Linked DNA regions of Homo sapiens: region 1 is linked to region 2. The links are chromatin contacts, found by Hi-C or POLR2A ChIA-PET in ENCODE. All regions are on one chromosome and are shown on one strand. Each heading gives the region's core, a stretch centred on a gene start or an enhancer-like site at or near the end of the contact. The rest is flanking DNA. Distances are from core to core; before and after follow the strand shown.

Region 1 (5,570 bases), core at 1,177-3,676, 160 kb before region 2:
CACTGAAACAAAGTTCACCAACAGAAATTTTCTGGTATTGGCTACTGGACAAAATTGCAGCCATGTGTGCCCAGAATCACACTGTAGATTTAGGCTATAATGAAGGACCTTTGCTTTACCAGCATAATACAGGAACTGTACTCAATATGCAGTGACAGGACAGTTCCTGGAACATAGCCAGTCTACTTGCAGTGAAACAATAATCATTCAAACACAGCCTCTCAAGGATGGAAAATGGATAACTGTCCCATATTCAAACAGCTGTAATATGATAGATTAAAGTGGGCTAACCACAAGCTGGGTGAACAGAAATTTTTTTTTTTTTTTAGTATCACTCTGTTGCACAAGCTGGAGTGCAGCGGCACGATCTCGGCTCACTACAACCTCCAACTCCCGGGTTCAAGCAATTCTCATGCCTCAGCCTCCGGAGTAGCTGGGACTACAGGCACGTGCCACCATGCCCGGCTAATTTTTGTATTTTTAGTGGAGATGGGGTTTCACTATGTTGGCCAGGCCGGTCTTGAACTCCTGACCACTTGATCCGCCTGCCTGGGCCTCCCAAAGTTCTGAGATTACAGACGTGACCCACTGCACTGGCCAGAAAAATTCTATATATGTGTTGAGTCATGACTTCAAAACACAGACTGCAGTTGCTGGGGAAAATTGCAACAGACAGAAAGAATACAAGGTGTGCCATACAACGGACAGAAAGAATACAAGGACTAGGGCTGCTCATTCTAAGAAAGAGCATTAAAAGGCCTGGATACTCTCAAAGAGCTTTCAGCTGAACCTGTAGATCAAAGGACAACCTTTATATATGGAGAATGGGTGATATTAATGGTCATGGGCAGAGATCTACATATATAGTTATATACAGATATATGTTGCAACTCAAGACCAATCAGCAATTACCATAAAGAATATTAACATTTAACACATAGAGCAATACAATTAAATTGAAATGCTGATGACCACCAACTATAGATCTTCCTAACTTCAACATAGCAGAGACAGATGGAAATGTTATAAACCAGCTATAATTTTCCTTTCTTTTTCTTTTTTTTTTTAGACGGAGTCTTGCTCTGTAACCCAGGCTGGAGTGCAGTGGCACAGTCTTGGCGGCTCACTGCAGCCTCCGCCTCCTGGGTTCAAGCGATTCTCCTGCCTCAGCCTCCTGAGTAGCTGGGACTACAGGCACTTGACACCACGCCTAGCTCATCTTTTTTTATTTTTATTTTTAGTGGAGACGGAGTTTCACCATGTTAGCCAGGATGGTCTCGATCTCCTGACCTCGTGATCTGCCCGCCTCAGCCCCCCAAAGTGCTGGGATTACAGGCGTGAGCCACCATGCCTGGCTAATTTTCATTTTTTAAAGAAAGTCTTGTGACCAGCTTTAAAAGGAATGGAAGGAGGTAAGAAGAAAAGATAGGAGCTAAGAATGGTGAAGCAGGGTTCTACTAGAATGAAAGTTTGAAGGGAAAAGCTAATGTTATTCTTTAAAATCTGCATCTGCCTAAAATTTTTGGCAAAAAGTTTTACAAGGTTGTTATGCCAACTACCTGGTCAGCTGCCCTACCTGTCCAGTCTTGTGCACCAGAGGTTCTTAACCTGGGGCTTTGGCGGATCCTTGAGGTTACATGCAGAACTCTGTGGGGGTTTCTTTGTGTTGATGAATGTGTGCACATTTTTCTATAGAGAGAAATTGTTCACCTTTTTGATATTAGCTGGGTTATCATGATACTACTTCTTATTTTTGCCTTTAGCTATAACATATTTTCCGTCAGTGCAATTAAGATATATGTTTCTGGCCAGAATAGTGCCTATAAAAACAATTGAAAAAAAACATAGAAGATGTAAACTTAACACTCTCTAGAATATTAGGCTGATACCTGGATCCTGTGGCTCAGTAAGAATAATTTGTCTCACTGTATGATTCCATATCATATCTAGTTAGGGAAGAAAGAAGATGAACCTACACCTAAAAATCACCTACTATGTGCTGGGCACTATCATTCATCTATTAATTCAACAAGTGTTTATTGAATGTCTACTATGTTTACATACATTATTATGTTTTCTAAGATCCAAACAATCAGTATTATTTCCCACATTTTATGGATGAAGAAATGAACATTCAGAGAGGTTCAGAGTGAGAGTAATTAATTGCCAAAGTTCAAACAGGAAATGTTAGAATGGAGTTTTGAACTTTGGCCTTGCCTGACTCAAAGCATGAGTTACTATCCTTAACTCCATTTTACAAGTAAAAAGACTGAGGCCTGGGGAAGCAAAATAGGTGACGCAAAGTCACAAGTAACAAGGTGGTGGGAAGTACCTTGGGCTGCCCCAGGCTTCTGTTCTCTGGGTAAGACCTTCTGAGGAGCCAGCACTCACAGCCTGTATTTGAGGCTCTTCCAAGCACCCTGGCACTGCTCAGATTGCCTTTTCCAGAGCAGACATGCCTCTATGCACTTGTTTCCAGGGGAACTGAAACTATTAGATTACAGGCTTCTCTGGCTAAAGTGACAAATGGCTCCTCCAACCAGCCAGCTGCCTTACTGAATCTTCCAAGACAGACTTTCCTAACAGAACAAATGCAAAAAAAAAGTCAGCTATTTGTGACATTATTGTTCGACTTCACATTTTGGCCTACCCCCAGGTTGTGACTGAGAAGTCTGACTTTTGGCTACCTATTACTGGTTTGTAATTGATCATTCTCTCCCCTTTAGCTGCCCCGTAGAAACCTTAGTCAGTGTTTAATGTTAGTTTCTTAAATTAGGGCTGCTTTTGGTCTAAGTCATTCCTACTCACACTACATCTATTAAAGGTTATAGGCCTTGAGATCAAAGCTGTAATGAGTAGCATGATGCTCCAAGATTGTTCATGGAAAGAAAACAAGGGCAAATGCTTCAGGCTTTCCCTGAGAATATGTGAAATGTATGTTGCTTCAGAGATCAGACAGAAGTCTTAGCCCCCAACTTCTAGAGGCTAATGATGAAAGACCTGACATGACATCACATACTCTTAGGGTCGGAGTCACATGGCCACACCCACATCCACACTTCTACCGTACCCATGGTAAGAGTGGGAGCACCGATGCTCTTCTGTCCCATACATACAATGGCACTCCTAATCTGCCCAGTGCTAGTTCTCTGTTTGTGCAGTTCCCTGGAGTCTTCTGCTTCAGTTATCCAAACAAAATTTCGGGAGAATGAGAAAATAACTCTTGCTTTTTCACTTCTTAATATGAAATGAAAATGGTGGGAGTTGTTGAACAAGACCTACAGATAGTCTGCCTAGGACCCTTTAGCTCCAGAAGAATAACCTTGGGCCTCAGGAGAGTTCTAAATCACATGGAACGAAAGAGGCAGGGGTTAGACATTTCCTGGGCTGAGGACATCATTGGTACTTTCTGGAGTTTTGGCCAGTTACAATTTCATTACATCACCATAAGAATACCCTACCTACTCTACCATAAACTTTTAGACTCTAAGATTTCTCAGAATCATCACTATATTCACAGAACCGTTGGGTATACTTCGGGCTTCCTTGGAAACCTGAACAATCCAAGTTCATCCCTTGCTAAGATGACAACCTTGAAAAACCCAGATTCATCTACTTCCAGAAGCCTATTGTACCAGAAAGTCACACTTTGGATGTGGTCAGGGCTTTTGCTTTTCCGGTGATTACAAATTCCAACCTTCTCTACCTCAGCCCTCATGGTTATGATCATTGCTCAAAGTAGCTGGTTGACAAATCCATATGCATATCATTTGACCAGGCCCTTGCTTTTAAAATTAAGTGTTTCCAAAACTCATGCGAACTGTGACCTCCAATGTGCCCGTGTCAGGAGGTGGGGCCTAGTGGGAGGTGTTTTGGTCACCAGGGAATATCTTTTATGAATAACTTGGTGGTGTTCTCTTGATAGTGAGTGAGTTTTCACTCCAATAAGACTTCATTAGTTCTCATGGAAATGAATTAGTTCCCAGGAGCATGGGTTGTAATAATGCCAGGACATTCCTTTAGTTTTATCTCTTTGCATGAGTCCACTTCCCCTTTGACTTTCCCTGAGATGGTTTGACCTACCACGCGGCCCTCATCAGAAGCTGAGCAAATGCCGGCACCATGCTTCTTGTACTTTCCAGCCTGCAGAACCTTGAGCTAAATAAACATCTTTTAAAAATAATAATAATAAAAAAAAGGTGTTTGAACAACTTTAAGGAAAGATGAAACCCAAGGTCAGTCTATACTTCTCCAGAGCTATGTTTACTGCAGAGACAGTAGGGGATGTGGTGGGGGTGGGATTAAGATATGATACCTTGAATCTTCTGGAGATTTCTTCAGCATCTCTGAGGGACTTGACTTAGTAGTAACTGGAGTATTGCATTTCATCCTGGCAGCCTCCTGAAGATTTGAATGGCAGGTAAATAGAACCAAGTTCATTGTCTAAACATCATTCTTCAACTCCATACACACTCATTATGTGTCTTCTAGGTACAAGACATTGTCTGCTGAATAAAGGTCTGCAAACATATTTGTTCTCACATTTTTTGGTAGTCTGTCTTCCTTTACTGCTATTTCTCATGATCAGGCTAGAATAGATAAATGGGATAATATCCAGGATGTGCAGGGAAAACCCAGCTCAACTTTCTGCTCAGCATGTGACTCCGAGAACATTCAATGGAACTTACCCAGGCCTCGTGGAAGAGGTGGTACTTGGTCTAGTTTACAGGAAGCTTTTTAGCTGAATCGTACAGTAAGTGAAAAAAGCATTTTTCTCTTGAAAAGCCAAGATTTTCCAAACCCAGATATGTATATGAGAGTACTTTTATCTATGGCTCTAATAACATTATCTTTCACCCATCAAATGCCAGAATAGTGAATTTTTTCCTCAGATAATTGCATATCTAAATGTTAAGTGTATGTAACAACTCTTAAATATGAATCTAACATTGATATGTATTTACCAAAGACCCGGGAGATGTTTCACTAGAAAATATGAACCTTAAAGTTTCAATTCACATCATTTACTCAGTTGGCAAACAGAACTTAGAGTTGAAAGTGAGGAAATCAGGGATTCTGGATATGCCAGAGACCAGAGTGTCTTTTAAGTAGAACATAGTAAGATAGGAAGTTGCCCAGCTTACCTAATCCTACTATTTTGCCAAGACAAGGATCTCCTTGGAAAACTAGGGAAAAGTTCAAATGACATCTGGGTAAGGTTCCTGTAGGAGTTCATTCTTTGCTTTCGTAAGCTCATTGTGCAATTGCATAATTCAGGAGAGGTGGCTGTTGGAGAAATGTCATGGGGCCTTACTAAGTGTGTGTCGGGGGAGTTCTACTTAGTGTACCCAGCCCAAATTCCAGGAAGGAAAGATGCCTTTAGTGAAAGGAATTCCTTTAACATGTAAGCCTAGACTTCAGATTCAGAGAAAAAAATGAGTCATGAAACAGTGTGGACTAGATGCTACTGCAGGGAATCCTGTACGATCACTTTTGCTCTGACTGTGTGAATGTGTTTGTGTGTGTGTGTGTGTGTGTGTGTTTGTCTGTGAGAGAGAGAGAGAGAGAGA
Region 2 (5,591 bases), core at 1,165-3,664:
TTTGTTGTTGTTTATTAATTGGCACTTGTATTACTGGAAAGTGGTCTGGATGCAGACCCCAAGAGAGGGTTCTTGGACCTCTAGCAAGAATTCGGGGCAAGAAAGAATTTGGAGTAAAGTCAAAGCAAGTCTATTAAGAAAGTAAAGGAATAAAGAATGGCTACTCCATAGGCAGAGTAGCAGCTTGGGCTGCTCAACTGATAATTCTTATGGTTATTTCTTGATTATATGCTAAACAAGGGGTGGATTATTCATGAGTTTTCTGGGAAAGGGGTGGGCAATTCTCAGAACTGAGGGTTCCTCCCCCTTTCAGACCATATAGGGTAACTTCTGGACGCTGGTGGGAGTGACTTTTAGCATGCTAATGCGTTATAATTTGCATATAATGAGCAGTGGGGACGACCAGAGGTAACTGTCATCACCTTTTTGGTTTTAGTGGGGTTTGGCCGGCTTCTTTACTGCATCCTGTTTTATCAGCAAGGTCTTTGTGACCTATAATCTTGTGCCGACCTCCTATCTCATCCCGTGACTTGGAATGCCTAACTTTTTGGGAATGCAGCTCAGTAGGTCTCAGCGTCATTTTATCCAGGCCCTGTTCAAGATGGAGTCGCTCTGGTTCTAACGCCTCTGACACTTGGAGAACATCAGGCCTATGGTAGATGTTGTACAAAACTTGGAGTCAGACAAGGCTACCTGGCTGTACTTGTTCGGAAAACCAGACTTGGAAAAAACGGGAGGGCGATGGCCTGATAATACAGTAGATTGCATTTTATGTTTTGAGCCTGGCTTGCAGCCAACATCCAAAAGTGTTTCCTAGGCAAGGTGCCTAACTGTGTTTTTCTGGATATTCTTCTAACTCATCGTGAGTCTTCAATAAATATTAAATAAACATGAGGAAGGTCCTGAGAAGGTCCTTTTACTGACCCTTGTCTCAAGAAAAGCAAATAGCCGATCGGTAAAAAGCAGCAGGTAGGAAGAGGGGATTTTATTTCCGTCAGTTGCCCTTATCCAGGTTTTGGGCTTAGTGCTGCTCCTCCACACTCATATAGTCCTGGCTGGCTTTTCCACGCATAGGTTAGGAAGCAACTGCTCTGGGGAGGGGGAAGGGGGGAAGAGGGGGAGGGAAAGAGGTCACGGGAAGCCTCCCTTCCTCCCACTGGCCTACCATTGAAGGCCTGTCAGGAGAAAGGAGAGAAGTGGGAGAGGGAGAGGGTGTGGCAGGGGTGGTCTGTGTGGCAAGAGGTAGAGAGAAAATAGTGGATCAGAGCAGGAGGGGGAGGAGCAGGGAAATGAAGCTCCTGTCCTAGGCACTGAAGTGTGGAGTGGGGCTGTGGCTAGAAAGGGGAGAGAAGATGCCTTTCTGGCCTTGCATGAGTCGTGGCAGAAAGGAGGAATCGCGAAGAGGAGCCGGCCATACCCAGCACACACCCCGAAGCCAAGCTGCTCATTACTAGAAAGGCTTATTCCCCCACAAGAAGTTAGTGCGGGCCAGCTAAGTGCCTACTATGTGTGCAGTATAGAAAGAAGTGCCCTGGAGAACCAGGTCGCGGGAGGCGGAGCCAGTCAACAGGGCTTCACCGAGGGGGCGAATTCTGTACACGGTTGTGAAGGAGGGTGGCTGTGCACGCGTGCAGGCTCCGAGTGCAGAAGACGAGGCAGGCCAGGGAGGAGGCGGAAGGAGGCGGAGCCTGAGCCGGAGGAGGGAGGAGGAGGGAGGAGGAGGAGGGAGAGCCGAAGCCGCGGAGGGTGGGAGGTGTGAATGGTGGACGGGTGAGGGGAGTGCCAGAGGCAGAAAAGGGAAGGAGGCGAGGAGGAGTAGTCGTGGCCCGAGGGCGTGTGGTGGGGCGAGAGCTGAACTGGACGGGAGGAGGGAGGCAGTGGCGGTGGCAGCGGGGAGGGGGAGGAGAGAGGGAGGGGAAGAAGGAGGAAGCGAGCGCGGCTGCTGCAGGGGGAGGAAGACGGGGAGGAGGAGCCGTGCGCCGCGGCGGCGGCCGCCAGGGGAACCGAGCGCCCGGCGCGGAGAGCGCGGGAGCGGAGCAGTAGCCCGATCCGGGGCCGCGGGCCGAGCTGCCGGTGAGTGAAGCCCCGAGGGGCGCGGCGGCCGGTCCCCGGGGCTGGGCGGGAGGCGCGGGAGGTTGCGGCGCCGGGGAGGAGGGAGGGGGGCCGGCTTTAGTCCAGGGGCCGGCTTTAGTCCAGCCCCCGGCTGGCCCGGCCTCCCGCCTTCCCTCTGGCTTCCTCCCTCCGCTGCCTGCGCGAGGGGGGCAGGTCCCGGGCGGGCCGCGGGCTGGGGGTGGTGCTGCCCGGAGGGCGGGCGTCTAGGGCCGGAGGGTGGAGCTGGGGGTTCGGGGGTGTACCCGGGGGCGGGAGGCTGGACAAGGACGGCTCTAAATTGGCTGGAGGGGCCCGTCGGCGGCGAAGTTGCTAGCTGGGGGCAGAGACGGCCACGCGGTTGCAGGAGTAAGAGATCCCTCTGTGGCGAGTGCGTGAGACGAGGAGTCCGGCGTCCCTGCCATCCCCGTCGCCCTCCCCGCCTGCTCGGCCCCGCTAGCTCCTCTCCTTGCCTCCGCGTGTCCCCTAGCTCTGACCCCTTTTGGCTCCCGGTTCGCTGCCGCAGCACTGCCGGGTCTCCTTGGCCCCCGCCCTGACCCTTTCGGCCTCCGGCTTCCCCTGACCCCTGCTTGCTTCGCCACTGCCCCGTTCCCGTTTTCTTCCCTCGCTAGTTACCCCTCCCGCTTCCTAATTCCCGGTGCAATTGCCTCTTTGAGACCTCTTTTTTTTTTTTTTCCTCTCCTTCCTTTTAGATTGGCCAACGGCTCCTTTCAACCCTGCCTCGTTGGTGGCCACTGGAGAAGCGCGGGGGGCTCCCCCAGACAGCCGTGGGGACAAGTTAGAGCCAGCACTTTACCCCGGGCCTTGCGTGTAGCTTCCCCTCCCCTACTCTCGGTGCCCTGGTGTCTGGAGGGGGGTTGTGGGGGTGTGCCCGCCTTACATGGTCCACCACCCGGGCAACCCTCTGGGCTTGTGTTCCATCTCACTCTTGCTTCCTGTACTGTGGTCAAGGGGAACCACTGCATCATGTCCCGGTATAGCTACCAGAGTCTCCTGGACTGGCTCTATGGGGGCGTGGACCCCAGTTTTGCAGGCAATGGGGGCCCCGACTGTGCTGCCTTCCTCTCTTGGCAGCAGCGGCTGCTGGAAAGTGTGGTGGTCCTGACCCTGGCTCTGTTGGAGATCCTGGTGGCCCTGCGGCACATCCTGAGGCAGACGAAGGAGGACGGTAGGGGTAGCCCTGGCAGCCAGCCAGAGCAGGTGACCCAGCGGCCAGAGGAAGGCAAGGAGAGCCTGAGCAAGAATCTGCTCTTAGTAGCCCTGTGCCTGACCTTCGGGGTGGAGGTGGGCTTTAAGTTCGCCACCAAGACCGTCATCTACCTGCTCAACCCCTGTCACCTGGTCACCATGATGCATGTGAGTCTGTTGACTTTTTCCTGGGCATCCTAAGTGATAAGAGTCATTTATGTGCTCAGGACACTCCATAGTGTACAGCACCTCATCCCGGCGGGCAGGGGGACCTTTAAAAATGATTTTCCAACGAGTGGCTGCCTTTGTGCCGATTTCAGGTTTGGCTTTCTTTCACCTTTGCACAGTGCGTCAGCCCCACAGTGGAGGTGAGGAACCTTGTGCCTGAACCCTAGGAACGACTGGCACTCACCCTGGCTGCCCCTCCCTTCCAGCCCAGCCCAACCCTGCCGTGCCCTGGGCTTTCACAAGCAGGAATTCCAGCCCCAGCCAGGTGCCCTTTCTGAATCACATCAGTGGACCATGACCCAGCTCCCTTGCCTTCTGTGGTAGTTAATTTCCCAGGGGCCTGGTGACACTCTTTCCTGGAGGTGGTCGCATAAACTTTCTCATCTACACTGTGGTACTTTGGGGAAATACTTTTACAGGTTTCTCTTAATGACTCTTTCATTTGGGAGTGTATGCTCTTAGAGTGAGGTCTGCCTTTGCATTTTGAGGCATTGGAGCAGCACCAAGCTCCTACTAAATGAGTTCTGAAGCAGGTCCCCAGGCTGACATGTGTACTTTGGGCTGGTGATCACTATGGTGAGAGGGTATTTCTTTTTTTGCAAACCTCTCCATCCTATTACTGTCATTCTGTCTCCTATGGTCATAGTCCAAGGGTGCTTAGGAAGCTGATTTCTTTACCTCATCGACTTCCACCCATTAGCGGTGCTAAGGAAAACAAATGGGATTGAAAAGGCAAGTTGCCAGATACATAAAAATAATCTGGGTGAGGACCAAGAGTGAGACTGTCTGTATTCAGCCTGTGTGGAGAGATGTTCTAAAGCTATAAAATCATGGAGGAGGAGGAAGAGGAGACTGGGAGAGCAATCAGTCTTTTTTAGATTTCAGGCTGTGGAAAACCGGGTGTGTTTTATTCAGGGGCAGTTTTGAAACCTGTCATTAGCATCTTTACTGCCTTTATGTTTGTAGAAGGTTATTCTTTGGAGACTTGTGACAGCCTAGCTTGGGGCAGGAGGTTGAGATTATTATCTCCATTTTACAGGCCTGGAGGGGTTTAGGAATGGCAGGTCATTTGCTTGCAGCCAGAAGATGAATTAGTGCCTGGGTTAGAAAGCAAACTCATCCACCTTGAGGTTGCAAGCTGTCAACCCCAAAGTGAGGGTGGCAGTGGGTGGTGGGGCAGTCCTGTGGGAAGACTCAGGCAGATGAGCACCACACTGTCTACCCATGGCTTGGATACTTGCTTGCACTGTGTTCCTAGGAACTCATTTGATTGCAGGCTTCTGGATGTGGTGAATGACCCCAGCCCCTTCCCTTCTTGCAGATATGGTAAGAAGGTATGGATAACTTTGGAATAAAGTGGCTGTTTTTGATTGGGTGGCTGTAAGCATCGGGGCTGGAGTGGGCAGCATTTTTTAAGAGAGGGCTTCTTGGGAAGTGATGCCATTCACAGGAAGTCCAGGGCTGTCCCAGCTAGACCTTCTGTGTAAATTTGAGCCAGTCTTCTTTCTTTCTTTTTTTATGAATGGGCTTTTTGTTAATGATAGGAAACAACGCATCTCAGCCGATGCTGTGTGAGGCTGTCGGGACAGGAGTGCTTTTTTAGGATGGCAGGTGGTGAGGGTCAAAGGGTGCATCTTCTACAAAGTGGTCTTGAGGCCTCTGGCAATCACATATCTAGAAGGTCGACAAAGGACTAAATTCAGCCTGACTGGAGCTGCGGCTGATGTGATGACGTCAAGACTGGCAACACCATGGTTTTTAGAAGCAAGATTTTTAGAGGCTCTCAGAAGACTCTGGAGACCTAGTGCTAGCATTAATTCATTGTATGACTTTGGAGAAAGTACTCTTCCTGGGCCTCAGTTTGCCTACCTTGTGAAATGAGGCAGAGTTGCCCTCCTAGCTCTTGACAGTCTATGTGATTCTTGTCTCCATAAGTCGTAGATGGGTATGCAACAGAGAGCTATTCTGAAATGCTTTTGACCTCCTGTGTGGAAAAAAAGGAAGCTAGTTTCTTCTCTGTGGAAGTCAGGTGGCCAGTTCCCATTCATTGTTTTCTCCCTGTGTCT

What was found. A loop is a pair of places that touch in the nucleus more often than their neighbours do. ChIA-PET counts read pairs that join two places held with the same protein, here RNA polymerase II (POLR2A). Pooled maps may share reads with other maps.
Region 1: a map of chondrocyte shows a loop between it and region 2 (3-fold over the local background). The contact joins the enhancer-like site here to the promoter of TMEM164 in region 2. A Hi-C loop is called at or near these places in 1 of 168 maps with a recorded cell type or tissue (chondrocyte) and 4 of 50 pooled maps. POLR2A ChIA-PET finds 5 or more read pairs at or near these places in 3 of 52 experiments (GM12878, activated CD4-positive, alpha-beta T cell and activated naive CD8-positive, alpha-beta T cell).

Annotation. Positions count from the first base shown.
Region 1 is chrX:109,842,171-109,847,740 of GRCh38, forward strand. No RefSeq gene overlaps it. Among named protein-coding and RNA genes, the nearest start is that of ACSL4, 110 kb to the left of the region's middle. Within about 2 kb of position 2,427, at least 3 of the 41 ENCODE cell types and tissues checked have a DNase peak (open chromatin) inside an H3K27ac peak, as active enhancers do.
Region 2 is chrX:110,000,700-110,006,290 of GRCh38, forward strand. TMEM164 (transmembrane protein 164) reads left to right here and starts at 2,415. Exons shown (of 7, transcript NM_032227.4): 1 at 2,415-2,479; 2 at 2,802-3,465. The coding sequence starts at 3,076. RefSeq lists a silencer at 1,660-2,519 and an enhancer at 2,622-3,277.